Linked DNA regions of Homo sapiens: region 1 is linked to region 2. A link is a contact called in ENCODE Hi-C or POLR2A ChIA-PET data. All regions are on one chromosome and are shown on one strand. The core of a region is the stretch at or near the end of the contact, and the rest is flanking DNA. Distances in the headings are between cores, read along the strand shown.

Region 1 (5,418 bases), core at 221-2,720, 42 kb after region 2:
CACACAGCTTGTAAGTGGAGCCCAGGCTGTCTGACACCAGAGCACACACTCCTAACCTCTACATTGTTCATCACAGGGGCACCTTTGGGTGGCCCAGGGCTGTGTCCTCTCACCACCCTGATTCTGCTTGACCCAGCCAGGTAGAGCCCTGTGGACGGGGCCCGCCAAACCAAAGCCTTCAAACCCTCCAAACCCTCAAACCCTCAAAGGCAGCTTGTCTTCCAGGGACAATGCCACTGACGCCAAGCCCCAGGGGTTGGGCTATGGGCCAGGGACATGGTTTGGCTCCAGAACATCACAGAGCAATTTGCAACACCTTCCAAATGCAATTGGAGCAGCCAAGAGAGGCAGGTGAGGTGCAGCCCTTACGTGCACCTCAGGTGTATGGCTGGGTGTCGGGTTACCCCAAGGGCAGAGGAAAAGCCTTGGCAGGAGATGAGGGCTGCAGCCAGACCCCTGTCCCCTGCCCACACACCCACATTCCCTCCTGCCTTACGCATTGCTCAGACCCCCACACCCAGTGTAGCCCGGCAGTCCTAGCTACGACCTCCTGCAGCCCCAGCTGCAGCTCCCGCCTCTCACCTCCTTAGCCCCAGTAATTCCACGTGCAGGGGTCTCCTTCCCAACTGGTGTACACTCAGGAGGGGAACACCCATCACCTGCGGCACGCTGGGCTCTGGGGCATAACTCTGGAGGGCTTAAAGACCTCACGTAAGACTACAACGCTTCCCAAGGCTCTGCTGCACGCTAGGTGCCGACTTTGGGGCTTATCTTCCTCATAGCCTCGGCAAACATCAACTGAACACACCTGTGTGCCGTTGGCCTGGGCAGGAGCATTGAGGTGAATCGGGCCCAGGCCTGCTCTCAAGGCACTCACTGGTAAGCACGGGCCTCCTCGCAGCTGGGGGAAATAGTGCCCGGGAGCCATGGGCCTTACCCACAAAGAGACTTAGGGGCCAGTGAGTGATGGAACCAGGCTTGCGTTGGGCCCGCTTTGGGCAAAACACCTCCCATCCCACCTGGAGCTCCTGCCACAATCTACAAGACAGGAGGCAGCCAGACACAGTGGCTCATGCCTATAATCCCAGCACTTTGGGAGGCCGAGGCAGGCGAATCACCTGAGGTCAGGAGTTTCACCCTGGCCAACATGGTGAAACCCCGTCTCTACTAAAAATACAAAAATTAGCTGGGCGTGGTGTCAGGCACCTGTGATCCCAGCTACTCGGGAGGCTGCAGCAGGAGAGTCGCTTGAACCCTGGAGGCGGAGGTTGCAGTGAGCCAAGCTCGTGCCACTGCACTCCAGCCTGGGCGACAGGGTGAGATTCGGTCACCTAAAAAAAAAAAAAAAAGACAGGAGGCTCAGAGAGGACCGCATCTTGCCTGAGCTCACAAGCCAGCCACGGCTGAATTCAAACCGAGCTGTGAATAACTCCGAGTCCACGTGCCCCGGGAACACCAAGCTGAGAGGAGAACAGTGCTGGAACAAGAGACCAGCTCGGGGGTGACACGGAAGGAGCAGGCCTTGGAGAAGAGTGGTGACTCACTGGGACACTTCGTGGTTACAAAACAGGCCAGGCTCCTGCCAGACACTCACACTCGGTTACTTTTCTTTTAATTCCTTCCCTGCCCTTCCACTCCCTGTTCCCTGGGCACAGTAAGTACATTCTGTTCTTCCTGAACTTCTCACTGAACAGGGCAACTCGATTCTTCTCCCATGGACTGAGGGCCCTTGGCCGACTGGAATCACGGGTGCCAGGCCAGGGCATCAGGAAGGACACAAGAGGGACCAGCCTGTTCTGGCCAGCCTGCCAATCTGCCGGCTCCCCAGTGCTTTGGGGTCAAGTTCAACCCTCAACTAAGTCCCAGGCCTTTGAGATGAGCTTACTCTGCAATCTCGTGTCCCCTACCCCTCTCGGGTACCAGCACGGAAGTGCTGACCAACCCTGCATACTCACTGGCCACCCCACACCCCCGGCCTGCCCACGCCACACCTCACCAGTGTTGACCAGAGGAGTTCCTCAAAATAAAATCCAAATTAGCTAATAGTGTTATTGCAATTTCCTAACATGAATTATGGTACTGCGGTTATGTTAAAGGGTGTCCACATTTTTAGGAAACACTCACTGAAATATTCAGAGGTAAAAGGGCTTCCTGTCTGCAACTTACTCTGAAATATTTTAGAAAAAAATGTATTAAGAGAATGAGAGAGAGGGCCGGGTACGGTGGCTCACGCCTGTAATCCCAGCACTTTGGGAGGCCAAGGTGGGCGGATCACAAGGTCAGGAGATCGAGACCATCCTGGAACACAGAGAAACCCCGTCTCTACTAAAAATACAAAAAATTAGCCGGGCGTGGTGGCGGACGCCTATAGTCCCAGCTACTCGGGAGGCTGAGGCAGGAGAATGGCGTGAACCTGGCAGGCGGAGCTTGCAGTGAGCCGAGATAGCGCCACTGCACTCCAGCCTGGGCGACAGAGTGAGACTCTGAATAAAAAAAAAAAGAGAGAGAATGAGAGAGAGATGGGGAGAAAAAGCAACTGTGGTAAAACATGAACATTTTAAGGAGTTCGAATTGTATCAGAAATAATTTGTACTATTTTGGTAACTTTTCTGTAAGTTTGAAATTATTTCTAAAATTTACAGCTGGGTGTGGTGGCTCATGCATGCCCCCGCTTTGGAAAGCTGAGGAGGGAGAGATCCCTTGAGCCCAGGAGCTGGAGGTTACAGTGACCTGTGACCGCACTCCAGCCCGGGTGAGAGAGCGAGACCCCGTCTCTAAAAAATATAAAATTAAAATTAAGTTACAAAAACTTGGGAGGAAAATAAATTTTAAAACCCCACTAACCTCAAGCCTCATCTCCAGGAAGTGCCCCAGACCCCTGAGGCTGGGATGAGGGGTCCTATGGTGTTGTGACAACTATCTTGGTTTTCGCCCACAGTTCCTGGCTCATAACCCCCACAGCCATCGTTACAGGCTTGGGTTATGGTGTTGGGTGTCTAAGGCCTCAGGGGCAGGCCCTTGACCTTCTCCTGCCCTCCCTTCACGCCTGTGTCCCCTGCCTTTCTGACTGTGGGTCTTAAGACCACAGTCTTACCCTGGGGGAAGGAATGCTGATGTCATGAGGCTTCCATAAAAACCCAAGAGGACAGGGTTCAGGGAGCTTCCAGGCAGTTGAACACATGGAGAACGCTGGAGGGTGGTGCCCCAGGGCAGGCATGGAACCCCCACACCCCTCCGCCATACCCTGCCCTATGCGTCTCTTCACCTGTATCCTTTGCAATATCCTTTATAATAAAACAGTAAACGTAAGTGTCTCCCTGAGTTTTGTGAGCCGCTCCAGCAAATTACTCAAACCCAAAGAGGGGGTCATGGGAACCCCAACTTGAAGTCAGTATGTCAGAAGTTCCGGAGGCCTGGACTTGTGACTGGTGGAGGTGGGGGGCAGGGGCAGTCTTGGGGACTGAGCCCTCCACTTGTGGGGTCTCACACTATCTCCAGGTAGGGAGTCAGAATTCGAGGACCCCCAGCTGGAGTCCGCTGCTTGGTGTGTGGAAAACCCCCGCACATCTGATCACAGAAGTATTCTGTGTTGATGATTGTTGAAGAGAGTTTTCTCCACACGGTTCCCTTCCAGACATGCCCCATCCCCTCACCACTGCATGCCCCCATCACACCTTGTCTCCATGTCCTGTTTGCTTGCCACTTTAGGAGTGAGTGCCCTGGAGGATGGGACAGTGTCTCCTTCCGATCTGTGATCTGGGTGATACGACACCTCTAGCTCTGTGCTCAGTTCTCTACAGCAAGACATGGACCCAGGCAGCACTGGGTGCCAGGTGCCACTCTAGGCCTGGAGAATGCAGTGATGGAGATTCACCCAGCCCCCACCTAGTGCAGCTGACCTTCCAGGAGAACCTGGAGCTGGGGACAGGAAGAAGGTCAAAGCTGGGGCTGCAGGCCTCCTTCCCATGGTGTCTCCTACACTGCAGTCCAGCCATTTCCCACTCCTTCCGGGGCTCCACATAGCCGAGGGCTCCACTTGTGGCTTGCTGTCATCCCCCCCAGCCTCTTGCCTCACACGTGCCCTCCGTGACTTCATCTGACACAGAGACCCTGACCCGCCTGAGCCCTGGCCTTCCCTCTCAGCATGTTTCCAGCTGCCAGTGGGCCAGGCGACAGGGAAGGGATGGCTTTGAGGCCTCAAGGCTCTGGCCGGTGGGCCTTGGGGTGGGGCAGGGTGTGGCACTCCAGGGAGGCTGGCCAGGATGAGCATTGCGGCTGTGGGCTCCTGCAGCTCCTGAGCCGCTGTGTGTTGCTGTAGAGTCCTGAACTCAGAGCTAGCAGTGCCGTGGGGACCCTGCTGTGCAGGCTTACAGTTGCCCTCATTGCTCCAGTGGCTCTGTGTGCGTCTCTGCTCCCTGCCTTTGAAGGACCTTGCAACTTGCCTAAGACAGGGTGCAAAGTGTGAAGAAATGGGGGGCCAGACCGAGTTGTCAAAGAACGCTTCAGCAGAGGGAGACTTCAGCTGAGCCTTGAAGGAGGAGGGAGAGGCAGGCAGATGGAGCACATTCCAGGCAGAAGACTTCCCCAATCGATGAAGGATGTCCTGGAGAAATGCTCAGCGTGCCCTGGCCACAGTGAGAAGACGACTGATTCGTGAGCTCCGGTATCAACAGAAGATGCTGTTTCAGACCCAAGAGGCTGAGCAGATGGCAGAATGGCAGCCTCCAGCAGGGACACAGGGCCAGGATCTATTCTCGAGTTGCTACCAGAGAGCCGGGGCTGGAGGGCCCTCCCTGCTTCCTTTGAAAGACACCCATGCCCCTGGTCTGGAGGGAAGTTACCTGGGCCCTCTGCCCCCAGTACGATGTGACATTCTAGCTACCCAGTGGCTATGATTAAAGGCCAAGAATGAGCTCAGCCATGGAACTCAGTGGTGGCCCCTGCTACCACCTCCACCCTGCCAGGACTGTCTTCCCCCAGTCACACACCTCACCCCCAAAACACAGGATCTCTTTTCTTCCCTGCGGTCATAGCCAAGATCAGCTACAGGCAAGATGCTCTGCTCAGTGCACTTGGGGCCTCCCACCCTGCTGGCTGTTGGCAAAAGGCGCTTTCAGAGGCTCCTCATGCAAGGATTAGGAGCCAAAGCTGGGAGGAAGGAAGGTGAGTCAGACAGACCTGTGTTCCAAGTCTGACCCTCCATGATTTTTGACCTTGAGTGAGCCTTAGAATTCAATCACCTCCTTGGCAGAAATGGACATAAAGATATCTGCACTGCAAAGTCACTCATGAGCATGAGTCCTAACGCACCCCAGATGCCCGGCCTGGTGCCCGGCACAGGGAGCCTCCAGACAGATGGCAGCCATTCCTCATTTTCAGAGGATTTGTTGTGTTCCCAGGTTGGTTGTTTTCCATAAT
Region 2 (5,693 bases), core at 41-2,540:
CCCCGACCTGCAAACGACTTCAGTATGGCCACATAGAGCTTTCTTTTTAAGCATCATCTCACTTAATTTCTTTAAATTCCTTTAAAAGGATTCGCTCTCAGCTACAAAAACCTCATGCACAAGTTAATCGAATAATGAAATTTAAGTTTCAAAAAGGAAACACTCAGACCTCTCCCCGTGTCCCCAGCCCAGGGCCAGGACCCTAGACAGAGTCCCAGGAGAGCGTACTAAGATCCCCTCAGATGGGGAAGGTGCGGCTCAGAGAAGGGCAGGGCTTGACAGAGGACACACAGCAAGGAGGGAGGACACCCAGAGTCACAGGCCTGAGCCCACTCCTCCCCTCTCTCTGGGACCTCAGAGGCCCGGGTCCCTCTCTCTATCGCTGTTGATCCGCTGGGTGGCCATGGCCAGGGCGCCACCTCACCACACATTCCCCTTTATTGGAAAATGACAAGATGGCACCAGCTCCTTCCCCAGGTTCCTCAAATTCCAAAGTGAAAGCCATCAGCAGGGACGCCTCCTAGTGCAGAAAATAGGGGAGCTTGGAGGCTGTTGGACTAGGGCTGCCACTTAAGGGTGGGGTAACTTCTCTGACCCTCAGTTTCCTTATTTGCTAAAAGGGACAATGGGATCAATTTTGTAGGACTGTTGCCAGAGCTAAATATTATATTGCAGGTAAAATGGTTGGCATGGCAGTAAATGGCAACCTTTGGAATAAAAATAGTAATTATTATGTATTTATTTTTACCATTGCAGGTGATGGGGTGGGCAAGGTCAAAGGACAGGAACTGGAAACTCTTATGGACATTTTTCCTCCAAGCCCACTTCTAGCACTGGGTCCCCCACACCCCCAGGCCCCTCCCCAGCTGGCTGGGTCCACAGTTCCCAGGGGACGACCCTGCCCAGTACCTCTTGTTTGTGAGCCAAAATAAGCTGTTTTCTGAAAGAAATATCACCCTTTATTGTTCAAATAAACCTGCCTGGGCTTGGAGAGGAGACAGAGGTCAGGGGTGGGAGGCAGAGATGCAAACAGAGACAGAGCCAGAGCTTGGCCGAAAATGGCCACAGAGGAACAGAAAGGAGACAGAGAGGAAGAAAGGGGCAACGTGGGCAGCAGAGAGGGAAGAGAGAGAAAGAAGGGCAGGGAAAGAGACAGATGGGACAGCCAGAGACAGAAGGAAGGGGAAGACAGGGCAGAGAAAGCCCGGGACAGAAACGCAGCAAGCCCGAGAGGAGGAGGACAGGGCGGGTGTGGCAAGCAAGCAGGTGCCCTGTGCACACAGGACAGCTGGGTCCAGCCAGGCCCCACTGGCCCCCCTCCCTCTCAGTCCTGGGAGCCTCTGCAGGTGAGTTGAGTAGGTTTTCCTACTGGGAACAAACACCCTTTCAGGCAGCCTGTTCTCTGAGTGTGGCATGAAGTGGGGGTGGAGGCGCAGGTCTGCCCAAGCCATAGGGCGGGGTTCTGTGGAAGCTCTGCCAACCCAGAATGCTCCCTGTGAGAAGGACTGGGTCCCCAGCCAGGTTCAGGGCCCAGAGCAGCCTCTGTCATCAAAGCTGGAGAGGGGCCAGCCCGGGATGGGGTGAAAGATGTGGGCTGGTCCCTGATGGGTGTGAGCCTCCACCAGGAGCCGGCATGGCCAGGCAGTCAGAGGGACAAAGCCACAGCACCCGGTCACCTGCCCAGTGCCCAACGGTGGCCCGGGCCTTTAGCTCATTGCCCTGACTTATGCGCTCACATTGGAAGGGCAGGACCATGTCTGTGTTGAATCACTGAAGAAAACATCCTAGTCTGAAAAGAATGTGGGCACTTCTCTCTTGGACAGCAGAAGATACTTTGACAAACAGCCCTAAAAACCCGCATTCTGTGCTAGTGGGTTTCCAAGACCCTCCCCAAGTTATCTGCAATTTCCCAGAAGGTTTGCCTTCTCCAGGTCACCTGTGGCTCCAAACGCCTGCTCCCACCATGTCACTACTGTTTTGGGATCATCTTCATGCATCATGATCATCATCATGTCTCTATGTAGTGCACGAGGACCTGAGGACCCAAGTTCAGGCTTGACCCAGCCCCAGCTGAATGGGAAAGGCTCTCTTGTACTAAAGAGCCTGTAGGTGGAGAGAAGGGGTGAGCGATGAGGAAGCTGTAGTCGTGTCACAGGGAACGTTGGACAGTCATTTTTCCAGGAGTCTGCCGGCCCCCTTCCCCACCAAGAGTATCCTGTAGCCACTTCCTCCCACTCTGGCCTCAGGCTTACACCCCAGCCCCTTTCATCTCTTCCCCTGTCCATCTGCCCTCCGAGCCCCTTTCCTCCTGGACTTTCCTGCCTGTCCCCCCAAACCCACCTTTGTCCTGGTCTTTCAGGGAGGTTTCATCTCCCCTGAGTTCCTCCCTCACCCCCACCATCCCCTGCTTGGCATGTGCTGCCCACGCAGTCCTCAGCCCAGCAGAAGACACCTCCCTTCATCACCATCCACCTCTTTTGGAAAGAAGCTGGGGTTTTAAATAGCAAAAACCTCCTTCTCCAGAATTCTGAACAGGGCCAGATCTACAGTCTTCACATCCAACTCCATAATACGGTGGGTAATTCAGAGGCGAGCCCTTGAAGAAGGAGCCAGTTTGCTCATCCCCAGATTCCCAGCCAGGGTGTGCACATCTGTCTGTAAAATGTATTAAGAAAATGCCTAGGCCAGGCATGGTGGTTCACATCTGTAATTCCAACACTTTGGGGGGCTGAGGCAGGAGGATCACTTGAGGCCAGGAGTTCAAGACCAGCCTGGGCAACATAGCAAGACTCTGTCTCTATAAAACATTTTTTAAAATAAGCCAGACTTGGTGGCACACCCCAGTTCCAGCTACTTGGAAGGCTGAGGTGGGAGGATTGCTTGAGCCTGGGTGGTCTAGATGTGAGGACGTGAGATTTGGGAAAGGCCAGGAGCAGAATTATATGGTTTGGCTTTTTGTCCCCACCCAAATCTCATCTTGAATTGTAATTCCCATGTATTGAGGGAGGGACCTGGTGGGAGGTGATTGGATCATGGGGGCAGTTTCCCACCTGCTGTTCTCATGATAGTGAGTGAGTTCTCATGAGATCTGATGGCTTTATAAGGGGCTTTTCCCCATTCGTTCCCTCTTCCTCTCTTCTGGTGCCTTGTGAAAAAGGTACCTGCTTCCCTTTTGCCTTCTGCCATGATTGTAAGTTTCCTGAGGCCTCCTCAGCCATGCAGAACTGTGAGTCAATTAAACCTCTTTCCTTTATAAATTACCCAGTCTCTGGTATTTCTTTATAGCAGTGTGAGAATGGATTAATACAGGAAATTGGTACCAGGAGTGGGGTTCAAACCCATGCAGACAGATGTCCATTATGGACATGCTTGTCTTTCCCAGTAAATCATGAGCACTGGGCAGATACAGCAAACTGAGAAAAAACATAACATCAGCCACAGATGGAGTGAGAAAGAGACCAGAAAATGGGACAGTGGGAGTTGAGCCTGAAGCCAGCACTCCCGTGTTGATTCTTTCTTGTTGCCTTTAAGATTTGTTATTTGCCTTTAGTTTTCAAGAGTTTGCTCATGATGTGTCTTGGTATGAATGAGTTTCTCCTCTTAGGAGTTAACTCAGCTTCTTGAATATGCAGGTTTATGTCTTTTTGCCAAATTTGGGAGAATTTCAACCACTGCTTCTTTGAATATTTTTTCAGCCCCACATTCTTAGTCCTGTCCTTCTGAGACTCTCATGACATGAATGTTAGGTCTTTTGTTGTGCCCTACAGGCCTCAAGCTTCTGTTCTTTTTTTCAGTCTCTTTCTCTCTCTTGCTTAGATTGGGTGATTTCTGTTGCTTTATCTTCAAGTTTCCTGATTGTTTTCTCTGTCCTTTCCATTCTACTGTTGAATCCATTCAATGAGTCTTTCAGTTATTTTTAACTTCTAAAATTACCATTTGGCTCTTCTTTATATCACTATTTTTTTTGCTAAGACTTCCTATGTTTTCATTTGTTTTCAGTGTGTTCAGAATTGCTCACTGAAGCATTTTCATGATGGCTGCTTTAAAGTCCTTGTGGGATAATTCCAATATCTCTGTCATCTCAGTTTTGATCGTTTTTTCTTATTTGAGGTGAGAGTCTCCTGGTTTTTGGAATAGAAAGTGGTGTTTCCCTGTACCTTTGTCATTTTAGGCATTATGCTATGAGACCCTACTTCTTATTTACATTTTCTGGCCTCCTTCTTCCACGGAGGAATGAAAGTCCCTGCTCCCCCACTCACCTCATTTGCTGTCACCCCAGCAGGGGACGGCTTCTAGCCTGGATGAAAGTCTCAGCTCCCACTTGGCCTTTGCTGAAGATGTTGGGGGTGGAGGCCACATTTTTTGTGTGTGTTTGACTGGAGTCAGGTGATTATCTTCTAAAAGTTTTCTCTCCACTAGGCTGCCTCTCTTCTGGTCCTTTGGCTAGAGAGAACAGGCTTTTGTTGGGGCTCTCTTTGGTCTGTGCTTCCTGGCTTTTTGGGTTGCTGGCAATGCCAACATCATCCAGGGTATATTAGGCAAACAAACAATCCTGGGACATTCGCCTCTGAGGTCCTTAGCCAGGCTGCTTTCTTCTTCCCCCTCCAGGGTCTTCTCAGGTTGTTTTGTGTATAATGCCCAGAATTTCTAGCTGTGCTTGGTGGGAGCCCTAGGAAGAAGCAGCTAGCTGGGAATATATTCCATGTGCCACACAACATCTTGCTTGCTGAGTCCCAGCCTTTCTGCATCATTAAATACTTTCCATGCCCCTTTGTCACTCTCCACCTTGACACATTCCCTTGCCTCATCATTCCTCAGAGGAGTTGACGTTGGGAGGCAGAGACAGGAAGATATGACTACAGTTTGTTTTTAAGAAGAAAAAATGGTACCAGTCCCCAAACACCTCAGCCTTTCAGAGCCTCCAAGTTTCCTGGGAGAAAAATCCCAGAACCACATGGGTGGGAGCTCCATGACATGCATTTGGTTTTGCTTCAGAATTCACTGGCCAAGGCACTGTGAAAATCCAAAAGTCATTGGCCTGCTCTAAGCCGTAGGGTGTGCAGAAACCTCTGAAGGCTTCATTAAGTCTTGAAGAAAATAGGCCAATGGAAAGGCCTGCATTGGCATCCTCAGACGAACCCTTGGCCTAGCTGGCTTTTCATAGGCAGGGGCCTTTGGACCAGCCAGTGCAGAGAAGCGGACGTGGCTGTGGACAAGTGTCTCCCAGCTTATCTTCTGGCCTCTGGCTGGCCCAGCTGGGCAGTCCACAGAGCAGGTCCTCAGGGTCTGCTCGAACCCCTCAGTGCTCCACTGCTTGTCTCAGCATGGCTCAGGGTAGGGAGGAGAGGGTTCGGTTTGATTTCAGTCTGTCTTGGGTGTAAACCCCATTGAAGCACTCAATAGCTAATGTAACTTTGGCCACATTCCCTAAACTTTCTAAATATCTGTTACTTCCTCTATAAAATGAGAATGACAGAAACTAATTCATGGGATTGTTGTAAGGAACAGAAACAAGTATGTGAAGTTTCTGGCACGTAATTTCCATTCATTCTGTCAGGCATTATCATCACAGTTAAAGAATTCCAGGGTAAATAAAAGGTCTCCAGTGTAAATATTGCAGACATCATGAGAAGTGTGTATATGTGTGTATGAATGGTTATATTTCTTTAGTTGGGGGCGCTGGAGTTCACCTT

The links. A loop is a pair of places that touch in the nucleus more often than their neighbours do. ChIA-PET counts read pairs that join two places held with the same protein, here RNA polymerase II (POLR2A).
Region 1: a loop to region 2 is called in a map of PC-9, with 2.3 times the contacts of the local background. The contact joins two enhancer-like sites. A Hi-C loop is called at or near these places in 2 of 168 maps with a recorded cell type or tissue (Calu3 and PC-9). POLR2A ChIA-PET finds 5 or more read pairs at or near these places in 2 of 52 experiments (MCF 10A and Panc1).

What each region holds. Positions count from the first base shown.
Region 1 is chr2:121,195,986-121,201,403 of GRCh38, forward strand. No RefSeq gene overlaps it. Among named protein-coding and RNA genes, the nearest start is that of TFCP2L1, 87 kb to the right of the region's middle. RefSeq lists enhancers at 992-1,890, 3,736-4,237, 4,238-4,737. Within about 2 kb of position 1,471, at least 21 of the 41 ENCODE cell types and tissues checked have a DNase peak (open chromatin) inside an H3K27ac peak, as active enhancers do.
Region 2 is chr2:121,154,346-121,160,038 of GRCh38, forward strand. No RefSeq gene overlaps it. Among named protein-coding and RNA genes, the nearest start is that of TFCP2L1, 130 kb to the right of the region's middle. Within about 2 kb of position 1,291, at least 5 of the 41 ENCODE cell types and tissues checked have a DNase peak (open chromatin) inside an H3K27ac peak, as active enhancers do.